Regions from separate parts of the Homo sapiens genome. Here region 2 is linked to region 1. A link is a loop called in an ENCODE intact Hi-C map of the cell type or tissue named here. Cell type or tissue: body of pancreas. All regions are shown on one strand. Links, peaks and the distances in the headings refer to the core of each region. The heading gives the core; the rest is flanking DNA.

Region 1 (5,362 bases), core at 167-5,166:
ACCCAGCTTGAAACAAAAACACATTCCCAAGAGTGGATCTGCAGACTGGTGTCGCAGTGCAAGGCTGGGTGTTGCCCTTGTGTGCCCACACATCACCCTCCTTCAGGAGTGGCAAAAGCACATGAGGCAGAGGCTGTGTGTGTGCGCATGTGTGTGTGAGAGAGAGAGAGAGGGAAAGAGAGAAATGGAGGGAGGGAGAGAGAGAAAGGAAGATCATCTCTTCAAGCCAGGCTCTTAGAAAAAGAGCATCAAAAATATTTTGTGAGGAATTTCCTGAGTTCCACATCTTTAACTCTTGGAATAGAGGCAGAAGGAGATTGTAATTAAAATTGGTAGTGGGGCGGGGGAAGCATCATTATATACAGAATTTCTAAATGCCTGGAAGTGATCTTACGAAGACAAATTGGTTTTCCAACCCCACCCCAGCTATAAAAAGTTATAATTGAGTCATCAGCACCCTGCTGAACTAGGAGTCTGGATTGTTTTTAGGTAGATGAATGAACTTGAGAAAATTCTTCTCTCCAGGCCGCGATTTCCCTTAGTTTTCAAACTGCATCCTAAAGAGTGCGGGGCTTCAGCTGAGAAGCCTCATGGATGGTGGTCTGTCCCCACTCCCCCACTCCTGCCATTCAGGCAGGAGGCTCCCCACACCTTCTCTGTAACCCCCAGCTTCAAGCCAAGCTGCTCTTCTTAAAAAAAAATGTCGTATATCTCCTGAAGGAGGTTTCTTTTGAAAACACTGGAACTTAATAACTTCTGAAGTCCCTTCCAGTTCTGATGCCAGGCAGAACTGTCTGAAATCAGGTGGGGGCCATGAAAACTGCCCTGCACAGCAAAGCAGGCCCAGAAGCTTCCACCATTCAGCTGAGCCCCATAGTGAGTCCATCCTCCTGTGGTCACTCATCCTGCCTCCTCTCTGCAGGTGCCAGCTGGGCCACATGCTGGACTCAAGACTTCTGCCTTTGTTCAGAGCACTTGTCATCTCCAGAGGGCCCTCCATTCTCTCTTCCACCATCCTAGTGCCCAACTATGCACCCTATAAAGACAGGACTATGCTTTTCAGCATGGCATGAACTTGGCATGCAGTAGATGCTCAATAAATATTTGCACAATAAATAAGCAAATGCTGCCTCCAGGGTCATGCTCTACATTTGTGGTAGACAGAATTCTGTCCCCCTAAGGATGTCCCCACCTTCTGAACCTGTGAATATGGTACAGCACATGGCAAAAGGGACTTGGCAGGTATAATTAAGGATACGGGCTTTAAAACAGATTATCCCGGATGAGCTGGGTGGGCTCAAGTTCATCTCACAGGACCTTAAAAGCAGAGAACTTTCTCTGGCTGGAGCAGGAGAAGGGAAGCAGAAGGGGAGGTTAGAAAGATTCAAAGAGTGTCAAGGACTCAACCTGCTATTGCTGGCTGTAAGGATGGAGAAAGGGGGCTGTGATCTGGGGAATGCAAGAGGCCTCTAGAAGCTGAGAACAAGCCTGGCTACAACCAACCAGGAGGCAGACCTCAGTCCTACAGCCACCAGGAATTGAATTCCACCGACAACCCTTATGAGCAAGGAAACAGAACCTCCCTCAGAGCCTCCAGATAGGAGCCCAGGCTGGCCAATGACTTGATGTTGGCCTCCTAGGACCTGGAGCAGAGAAGCCAGTCATGGCCCCAAGCCCCACCCTAGACACTTGCCCCTCCCTTTACCCTGCATGTCTCATCTCAGCTTGGCGTCAGCTTCTCAGAGGACCCAACTGACATAGAGCTTGCGCCGCCAGCCCCTGAGGATGAGACACACAAGCGGTCAGGATCCAGGTGGGCTCTGGGTCCCTGCAAGGTGCAAGGACAAGGCTGAAGCTGTCCTGGGCTGTCTGGCGCCGGCTGCTCCAAGAGCCCTGCTCTTATGATGTCTGGCCCCCTCTGTGAGCATCCCTGCTGATCGGCTGGAGGTGCAGGATGGTCGGGGGCTGGCCCCTGCTGGAAAGGGTCCCATCTGCCTGGGGTGGCCTTGTCCCCATTGTCCCTCTTGTCCCTGTGGCACTTCTTCTCATGGTTCATTTCCATATTGGAGCCGTAAGACCACAAAGGACAGGGTGTGGACCTGGGGATGAAGCCAAGGAAGTATGGTCTTCACTCAGGCCCCAGTGCAGGGAATGGTACACCAAGCCCAATTCAGCTCACCAACGGCAGCCTCAGGCCTCAACCACTGGCCAGTGCAGCCCATGCCATCCGGAGGCTGTTGGAGGGGGAGGCTGTGTCTGTAGCTCCATGGTGGCCATAAGGGGCATGTGACAGTGAGCAGTCTTTTCCTGCAGGTCCAGTGATCTGACCGCCCTGGCAGCACCTGAGGGTCACAGTTTCAGGATCTTGAGCAAACTTTTTGTCTGACAGACAGTATGCCACCCCTTCCAAAATTTCAGTCCTCCTAAGAGGCTTCTGTTTACACACCACAAGAAAGCAGCCGCTCCTCTTAGGCCTGACACTTCTCTTTTTCAAACATTAACCAAAAGCCTGGCAGGCTTTGTGTTTAGAACATAAGGGACACACCCTCCCCCAACCCCTCCCAGTCTCCCTGCCTCCTCCGAGCACCTGCACAGCCAGTCTGCTTCTCCCCTACCCTTCCCGCATCCAATCCTGCACCTGCCATTCCACATCTAGGTTTTCTCTCCATCCACCCCTCCCTCTCCATCACAGCGGCCACCCTAGCCCAAAGCCGTCTGCTGCAGCCTCCTATAGGATTTCCCTCTTCCGCCTCCCCCTCTACCATCCATTCTCTGCAGAGCAGGCCATGCAGAATTCTCAAAGCAATGAGTGTCAGGTCACAACTGGGCTTAAAGCCAACAATGACTTCCCTCTGTGGGTGGATTTAAACAGGAACTCCTCTCCTCTCAGTCCTCCTTTGCACCTCTGTTCCTCCTGCTCTTGTCCTCTCACTGCTTGGACCTCTGGCTGGTCCTTGGACAAGCCTGCTCTGTTCCCTTTATGGTCCCTGGAATGTATGTTCCATGGAGACGGGCTGTTGTCTGTTTCACCAACAGAGTTCCATCACCAAGACCCTGAAGCACAAAACCCATCCATAGTTGTTGAATGAAAGAATGAGTGAGTGAAGCGAGTAAGAAATAGTAACTGGGTTTAAAAGCTAGAGGAGAGATAGTAAAGTTACACAAATGCTAGATGAATATAAATGATCTCAGTGCAGTTCTGCACAGCTGGTGCCTATCAGGTGCAGTGCCTGCAATTCCACTAATGGCCACCGGGGGCGCAGCGAGGCGGCAGAGCTGCCAGGCCCCCAGGCCGACCTTGCAGGAGGCTGGGCTCACAAAGCCAGATTTCAGCGTCTACTCCGGTCTCATGTGCTTTTTCTGTAACAGTGTAACTTTTGATTAAAATAACGATGTGCATTATTCATGTCATTACTATAAATATTGTCTATTATAAAGAGATTAGTAAAACCACAGGTACAAGTTATATCTGTTTCCGAAATAGACTTAACTGTTTGTCAATGAGGAAGTAAGCTCTGAGCTTACATCCAAAGCCCAGAGCCTGGCCTGAGTCCCTTCCTGGAGTCAAAAACCTCCTGGACCATTCCTGCACCAAGCACGATGTCTTAGTCCGTTTGTATTTCTATAAAGGAATACCTGAGGCTGAGTAATTTATTAAAAAAAAAAAAAGTTTATTTGACTTACGATTCTGCTGGTGGCAAGATTGGGCATCTGGTGAGAGCCTCAGGCTGCTTCCACTCATGGTGGAAGGTAAAATGGAGCCAGGTGTGCAGAGGCCACAAGGGGAGAGAAGACACAAGAGAGACAGGGGAAGTTTGCCCGCTCTTTCTTACAACCGGCTCTCATGGGAACTAGTAGAGGGAGAACTCACTCATTACCTTGAGGACAACACCAAAACCTTCATGAGGGACCCGCTCCCATGACCCAAACACCTCCCACCGGGCCTCGCCTCCAACAGTGGAGATCAAATTTCAACAAGAGCTTTGGGGGACAAATACTCAGACCACAGCACAGGACTTCACTTGTTACATCAGCTCACCTGTGCTTTGCATGACCAATTTGCTTTCTCTGAAGAGGATGTCTCAACAGAGCCTCCTTGGCCCTCTAACTGGCTCAATGACAATTCTACTTGATCCCTTTGATGGCCCAAAGGGCACACCCTGAACCTTCGGGGGTGGCCACTGGCCCACCAGGCATCTCATGGCAGCTCACCCTCAAGAGCGGCTACACGCCCCAGCCTGTGTTCATGGAGCCCTAGATCCTTTGGCTCTCAGTCATCTATCTTTAGCCCAGTTGCTGGCCTCGGTCTGCTGGCTGTGCCCTGGAAGCTGGCCTCTGTTCCTTTGTGTCTTCACGTCCATAGATGCTCTTCCTGAACCAAGACCGTGCCCTTCCTACAAACTCTGAATTGACCTGTCTGCTCCCTGTTATCAGGAACTCTCTACCCTATCCCAGTCTGTAAACACCCATCTAATCTCTGGCAAATTCCTGGACCAAACAGAAGCCCACCCCCACCACCTGTGTGGGACTGGGTTATACTTTCAGTAAGACAGAGAACAGCTGAAAGGATGCATACTTACTCAAAAACAAAAGCCCATCTTTCCCCTCAAGCCACCTCCCTACTCTCACCTGAGTTGTTTCGTGGCTGGGCCATTTACTAGCTGTGTGAGCTTAGCAACCTCTCCAGGCCTCAGTCCCCCAACCTGTAAAGTGGAGGGTAATTAAACCTCCCACACCATAGGGTTGTTGCAGGGATTAAAGACGGTGATTGCAGGTGCCTTAGTACTTGACAAGTAATGAGAGGCTGGGAAATGCTCACTATCTTGTCTGATCTTTGGTATAAAAGTTAGTTATTCTGCAAAAGTAAACTGGTCTTGTAAACTCTAGTGGATTAAATTTTGTTTGTTTACATATAACAGTGGTTGTTTTATAACAAAGCACTGCATTTGTTTCTTCAAAAGATCTAGATTTATGTTCTTTTTACAAACACAGTTTATAAAAAATTATTTAATGTCTCCTCACTTAGTTGGATTAGACACGGCCTCGCCTCTCCCCCACAACACACACACACACACACACACACACACACACACACACACACACACACATGAATGGATACAGAAGCCTGAGGCTGTGGTCCACAGTGGTTAAAAGCCAGGAGCCAGCGTCCTCCACCTGGCTCCCATTAGAATCACCCCAAGAGATGCTGCCAGGCCCCCTCTGTAAGCCACAGTCATCAGGGTCTCAGGGTGGGGGCTGGGTGTCATGGTTTTAAGCCTCTCCACGCATCTCCAATGCACTGCCAGGTGAAAAATGCCGCGTTAAGGTCATCGGAGTGGCAACTGAGATGAACCAATCAGGG
Region 2 (5,362 bases), core at 125-5,124, 230 kb after region 1:
GCCCCTTTACAGAAGACATCCAGCTCCAGCCCAGCCACAGGGCTCCAAACACTTTTCTGGAGAAAGTCGGGCCTGCCACGCTCACAGAGCCCAGATCCAGCTCTGAGTGAAGCTGGCTGGGCCTCGACCCTGGGTAACTGGGCCCCAGCGCAGAGTCTCCATGTGCACCTGGGGGGGTGTTCTTTTTTTCTTTCTTTTTCTTTCTTTATTCTTCCCTCCCTCCCTCCCTTCCTCCCTCCCTCCCTTCCTTCTTCCCTCCCTCCCTTCCTTCTTCCCTCCCTCCCTCCCTTCCTCCCTCCCTCCCTTCCTCCCTCCCTCCCTTCCTTCTTCCCTCCCTCCCTCCCTTCCTTCTTCCCTCCCTCCCTCCCTTCCTCCCTCCCTCCCTCCCTTCCTCCCTCCCTCCCTTCCTTCTTCCCTCCCTCCCTTCCTTCCTTCCTCCCTCCCTTCCTTCCTTTCTCTCTTTCTTTCTTCCATGTATTTATTTAATTTTACTCACGCTACTTTGACCCTTTCAACTGAAAAAAGTCCCAGCCAATCCCCACATCCAAGAGCCGGCCCTCCTTCCAGGAGCTCCCAGTGCTGACACGGGGGTAGGCCTGATGCTGACTGCATCTGGAATTCAGAGAAGCCAGAGGTCAGAGTGAGCCCCCAGCTCTGCTTCCAGCTCAGCCCCTCCCTGGACCTCAATTAACCCCAGGCCTGAGCTGAGTTTAGAATCCTGTAGCCTGTCTGAGATTCAGCTTTGATGACCAACTCAAGCCCCCAACACACACGCACGCTCACAGATACAGAGTCACTGGCACAGAGACACACACACGTACACACAAAGAGACACACAGACACACACAGGAAAAGACACACAAACTGAGAAAGCGACACAGATACACACAAACACACAGACACACACAGAAATACACACAGACACACACAAGCACGACACATACACAGATACACAGAAAAAGACATACAGACACACAGACAGACACACAGGAACACAGAGAGACACACACACAGATACACACAGAGACAACACACAGGCACACACACATCTGTGACGCTCTGAAGACTCAGGCAGGGCTGTCCGTCACCCAGCACAGCCTCATCCTGCCAACCAGGCTGGACAGGGCCCCTGAGGCCATTGCGGGGGCAGAGCAAGTTTGCACGGGGAAACCCACGTTCGTTCCCTCATAACGCTGGCTGCAGCATCCCAGGCAAAGGCTTCCCAGGCTGAAGGGGGCTCCGTGCAGGAGGAGGGGCCCCCACATGCCACCCCATGCCCCACTTTCCTCCCTCTCTCTTCCCACCTGCCACCTCCGGCTCCGCGGCAGGGAGTTCTGGTAACAGCTAGACACACGGGCAGAAACCCACAAAAAGACTCACACACGTGTGTGTGTATTCCAAGGAAGAAGTGAAAGCTCTGCTCCCGTTGCCATGGCAACCCCACCCGGAGCTACAGCAAGAGCTTTAATTGGCAGTACTTATTTGGCTGAAACCCCAAGAATAATCAACAGGAGATTAGAAACATTAAAAACCAGCAGGAGCATCCTGGAGAAGACGATGACAGACAGGACGATCCCCCTGAAAACTCTATTGATGACAGTAATGACAATTGTACGGTTTATTGCGTGACCGTGTCACGCCAGCCTGTGCTAAGTTCTTTGCATGTGTTATTTCGTTGGATCCTTCCAACAGCCCTTTGATCATTTCTCCCATTTTGCAGATGGAAAGTTCTCTGAGGCTCAGAGAGGTAAAGGAAGTGGCCCAAGGCCACACAGGATTTAAAGACTGCTTGGAATGACTCCGAACGCCACCTTGGTCATGACGGTCATGAGCACTGAGCTTTGCCTGGGGTCCCCCAGAAGGCACCAGCGTCAGCAACTGGGACCCCTGTAGCTCTTCCAAGGCAGCTGACACCCCCTATGCCCCCAGTGGCTAAAGACCACAGCTCAGCCAGCCAGAGGGCCTGGCCAGGGTTGACCTCCAAGACACCAGCCAATGCCTGCGTCCAGGTTGCTGCCAGCTTTACCCCTCAGAACTCCCGTCCCTGCCGCTCCTCCGGCCACAGCATCCACCCTGCAACCCGCCATGGGCCTGCTGACCCCTGGTGGCAGCCATGGGGCATGGCACCAAGACGTGGACTTAACTCCCAGACCCTAAGGAGGAGGGCGCTGGTCCAGGAGCTCCCCATGCTTGGGAGAGCCCCTGCGAAGGGTTCTGGGGGGGGCCAGAGCCAGGCAGGCAGGGCAGCGTGGCCAGCACCCAGCACCTTTTGCAGGCGCTCAGAAGGGAAGAGGGGGCTCCGGGAAAGGCTGCCCTGTAGTTGCTCCCTTTTCTGCTCAGGCAGCAGCTGACAGGGGAGGCCAGTTAGCACCAGGGATCCTCTGGCCATGACAGTCCTGCCACCAACGACAAGCAAGTGAATGAGGACTGTCCTGCCCAGAGCCCAGCCAATCGGCACTGCAGACAAGGGACGCTGACCTGGACTGGGTCCCTGGCCAGGTCCTAGACCTGGAAGGGCTCTGCCATCCCATTCACAGCCCCCAGGCCACTGATGGCAGCACCTGGACCTTGGACCCTGGACCCTGAGCCCTGGTCTCAATCATGACGTCTGTGCCGGTGCTGTCTGAGCGTGGCTCCCCGGGGAGCCAACATCGCACCAAGTGCCAGGACCTCCGGCTTTGTCTGTTGCATGATTTCTGGGAGCAAACAGCCTGCAGCCGCTGATCAGCAGCCATTGGACAGGCACGGAGCAGACCCCACCACGACGGCAGCAGCAAGTGGGCTTCCCAGGCTTCCCAGGCTTCCCAAACGTGTATCCACTAAACAATTTAAATTGCCTTTTTTTTTAAGCAACTGGCATTTACTCTGTTGGCATCTTATTAAACTTCCCCCTCTTGAGCTCCTCAAATATGCAAGTCACTGTCATTCCAAATAAGGGGACTAACAGTTGAAATGGTGAGGCAGCGGTGTGCACTGTGACCCGCCTTCCCGGGAAAGTCAGAGCACAGAAGCGGGGTGAGGACCGCACCTGCCAAGCTGCCGGTCAGGAGCACACCAGGTGCAGCAGCCGGCTTGCTCCTCTGCCTCCCTGAGCGGCAGCCCAGACCTGAGCCAGCAGAGGAGCTCGGGGTGGATCTGTGCAGGGCTCAGCAGGACCACGCTGCCCACCTGGTGCTGGGGCTGAGTAGTTCCAGTGTGGGGCCAAGGCCCCTGCTGGAGGAAGCCATGGGCCATGATCTTCCACAGGGTTCTAAGACCACATGGGGTAACATCAGCAGGGAACTCTGAGGAGACCAGAGACATCTGAGGAGGCCACTCCCTTACCCAGATGTGAGGAGCCAGGGCCACCTCTGCCACGGGCCTGCCTTTAGGAAGCAGCACTCAGTGACCCAGTGAATTGGATGGGGACCAAGGGCTCCCTCTGCCCCTTCTCACATCCCTAACAGAGAAGTCAGGTAACCTGACACAGCCTGTCCCCTCTCACTGGCCTGTGTGCAATCCAGGGGGCACAGAGAAAGAAGAACCAAAGGCTCTGGGGCTCAGAAAGCTTCAAGCCCCTATGCAGGCCTGGAAGTGCCAAGGCAGAGCCTCTTCTCCAAGCAAGTGCAGAGAAGGCTGTGCAATAGACTGACAGCAGGAAGGGAGGAAGGAGGGGGGAGGAGGGAGGAGGGCAGAAAGGGAGGGAGGAAGAACGGTAGGAGGGAAAGAGGACAAAAGGGAGGGAGGGAGGAGGAGAGGAAGGGAGGAGCAGAGGGAGGGAGGAAGAGAGGGAGGGAGGAGAGGGAGGGAGGAGGAGAGGGAGGAAGGAGAGGGAGAGAGAGGGAGAAAGAGAGGAGGAAGAAGGAGATGGAGGAGGGAGAAAGGAAGGGAGGGAGAAAGGGAGGAGGGAGGGAGGGAAGGAAGGAGGGAGGGAGAGAGAAAGGAGAAAGAGGGAGGAAGGGAGGGAGGAATGGAGGGAGGGAGGAGGGAGGGAGGAGGGAGAAGGGAAAGGGGAGGGAGGCAGGAGGGAGAAAGGAAGGGAGGGAGAAAGGGAGAGGGAGGAGGGAAGCAAATGGGCGTTGGAGTCAGAAGAGCCTGGAGTAAACCTAGCCCTGCTGTCTACAAGTCGTACCACTTTGGGCAGGTTCCTTACCTCTGGCCTCCCTTTCCCCACATGTAAAATGGGCTCGGTAGCAGCTCTTCCCTGGCAGGGCTGTTGGGGAACGAAGCGGGGCTGTGTGACATCAAGTGCTCAGCACAGCGCCTAGCACAGCGCTCAACAGTTACTCCCTTCCTGCTCGGTGTCCATTCAGGGCCCCCCTTTCCCCTCCAGGTGATGCGTGCTCAGCGGGTGAGGCCTGTGAACCCCTGGGGACCTAGAGAGGCCAGACAGTGTTCACAGGACCCCGGAATACTGAGCGAGAGGCTACAGTGTCCTGGAGAGCCAAGGGCCAGGGCCAGAATCACTCGTGCTGGGGAGAGCTCCCTGTGCACGCTGAAGACAAGGGAGCGTGCAGTTGGCCCTGGGCTCACATGCTAGTCCCCAAGTGGCAAGTCTTCCAAATGCAGCAAAGTCCCCTATGTGGCCAGAAAGTCCCCAACAGCACAGCACTAAGGAGCTCAGAACCTGAACCCGAGGACCGTTCGCCCCTCGAGGTGGATGAATGACTCCCATGGGCAGAAGACCAAGTGGGAGCCTCTGGGAGTCTGTCCGTGGAGTCCTGGGCTGATCCGCAGGGCCGTCGATTCTGTCTGATGCCTGCAGAGAGGGGCCTGGGCAAGATCCATGTTCTTGAGCAATGGACATTGTCCTCTCTGGCTCCAGCAGTGCCCTCGCCCAGCCCCAGCAAGACTCACAACTGCAGTGTGGACAGAGATAATAGCTGCGGTTCACGGAGGGCTGCAGCCACCTCACTTCATCCTCCATGAAGCCCACGTGAGCCGGCAGCACTGGGGTTCATATTGGCCCTTTCTTACAGATGAGAACATGATCGCCACTGGGAATTCAAACAACTGCCCAGCCCTGCACCTTCAGGAGCAACTGCCCCATGGTGCAAACTCAGACCCTCCTCAGCCCAGCGTCTCTGGCCTTTGCCTGGGAGAAGGGCCTCGGGTACTCCCAGTCCTGCAGGCTGGGGCTGTCCTCCAGCAAAACCAATTACTGGGAGACGTCTCTGGACCTGGGATGGGCACTGCCAGGAGGGAAGGCGGGGGCCGCCAGCAGGAACACGGAGCTGCCAATGCACCAGGATTGGGACAGGGTGCCAGGGGCCAGTCCCTCCCTCCCATGGTGTCCTGGGCCCCTGCCACAGCAACCAATGTCCATCAAGCCGAGCACAAACACCACGTGGGTGGGGACGTCACAGGCCCAAAAGCTCCCGAA

What was found. Peaks named below come from ENCODE experiments on the same cell type or tissue, not always from the same donor. Only the 100,000 strongest peaks of a DNase experiment are listed, where the experiment ranks them.
Region 2: a loop joins it to region 1, with 2.9 times the contacts of the local background. A loop is called at or near these places in 92 of 110 quality-filtered maps.

Annotation. Positions count from the first base shown.
Region 1 is chr1:5,511,486-5,516,847 of GRCh38, forward strand. No RefSeq gene overlaps it. Among named protein-coding and RNA genes, the nearest start is that of MIR4689, 350 kb to the right of the region's middle. In body of pancreas, for the core only: a CTCF peak has its summit at 3,251; DNase peaks (open chromatin) are centred at 2,556 and 3,276; H3K27ac peaks cover 1,034 bases.
Region 2 is chr1:5,743,880-5,749,241 of GRCh38, forward strand. No RefSeq gene overlaps it. Among named protein-coding and RNA genes, the nearest start is that of MIR4689, 120 kb to the right of the region's middle. RefSeq lists an enhancer at 1,919-2,715. In body of pancreas, for the core only: a CTCF peak has its summit at 2,104 (motif pointing left); a DNase peak (open chromatin) is centred at 2,102; H3K27me3 peaks cover 1,043 bases.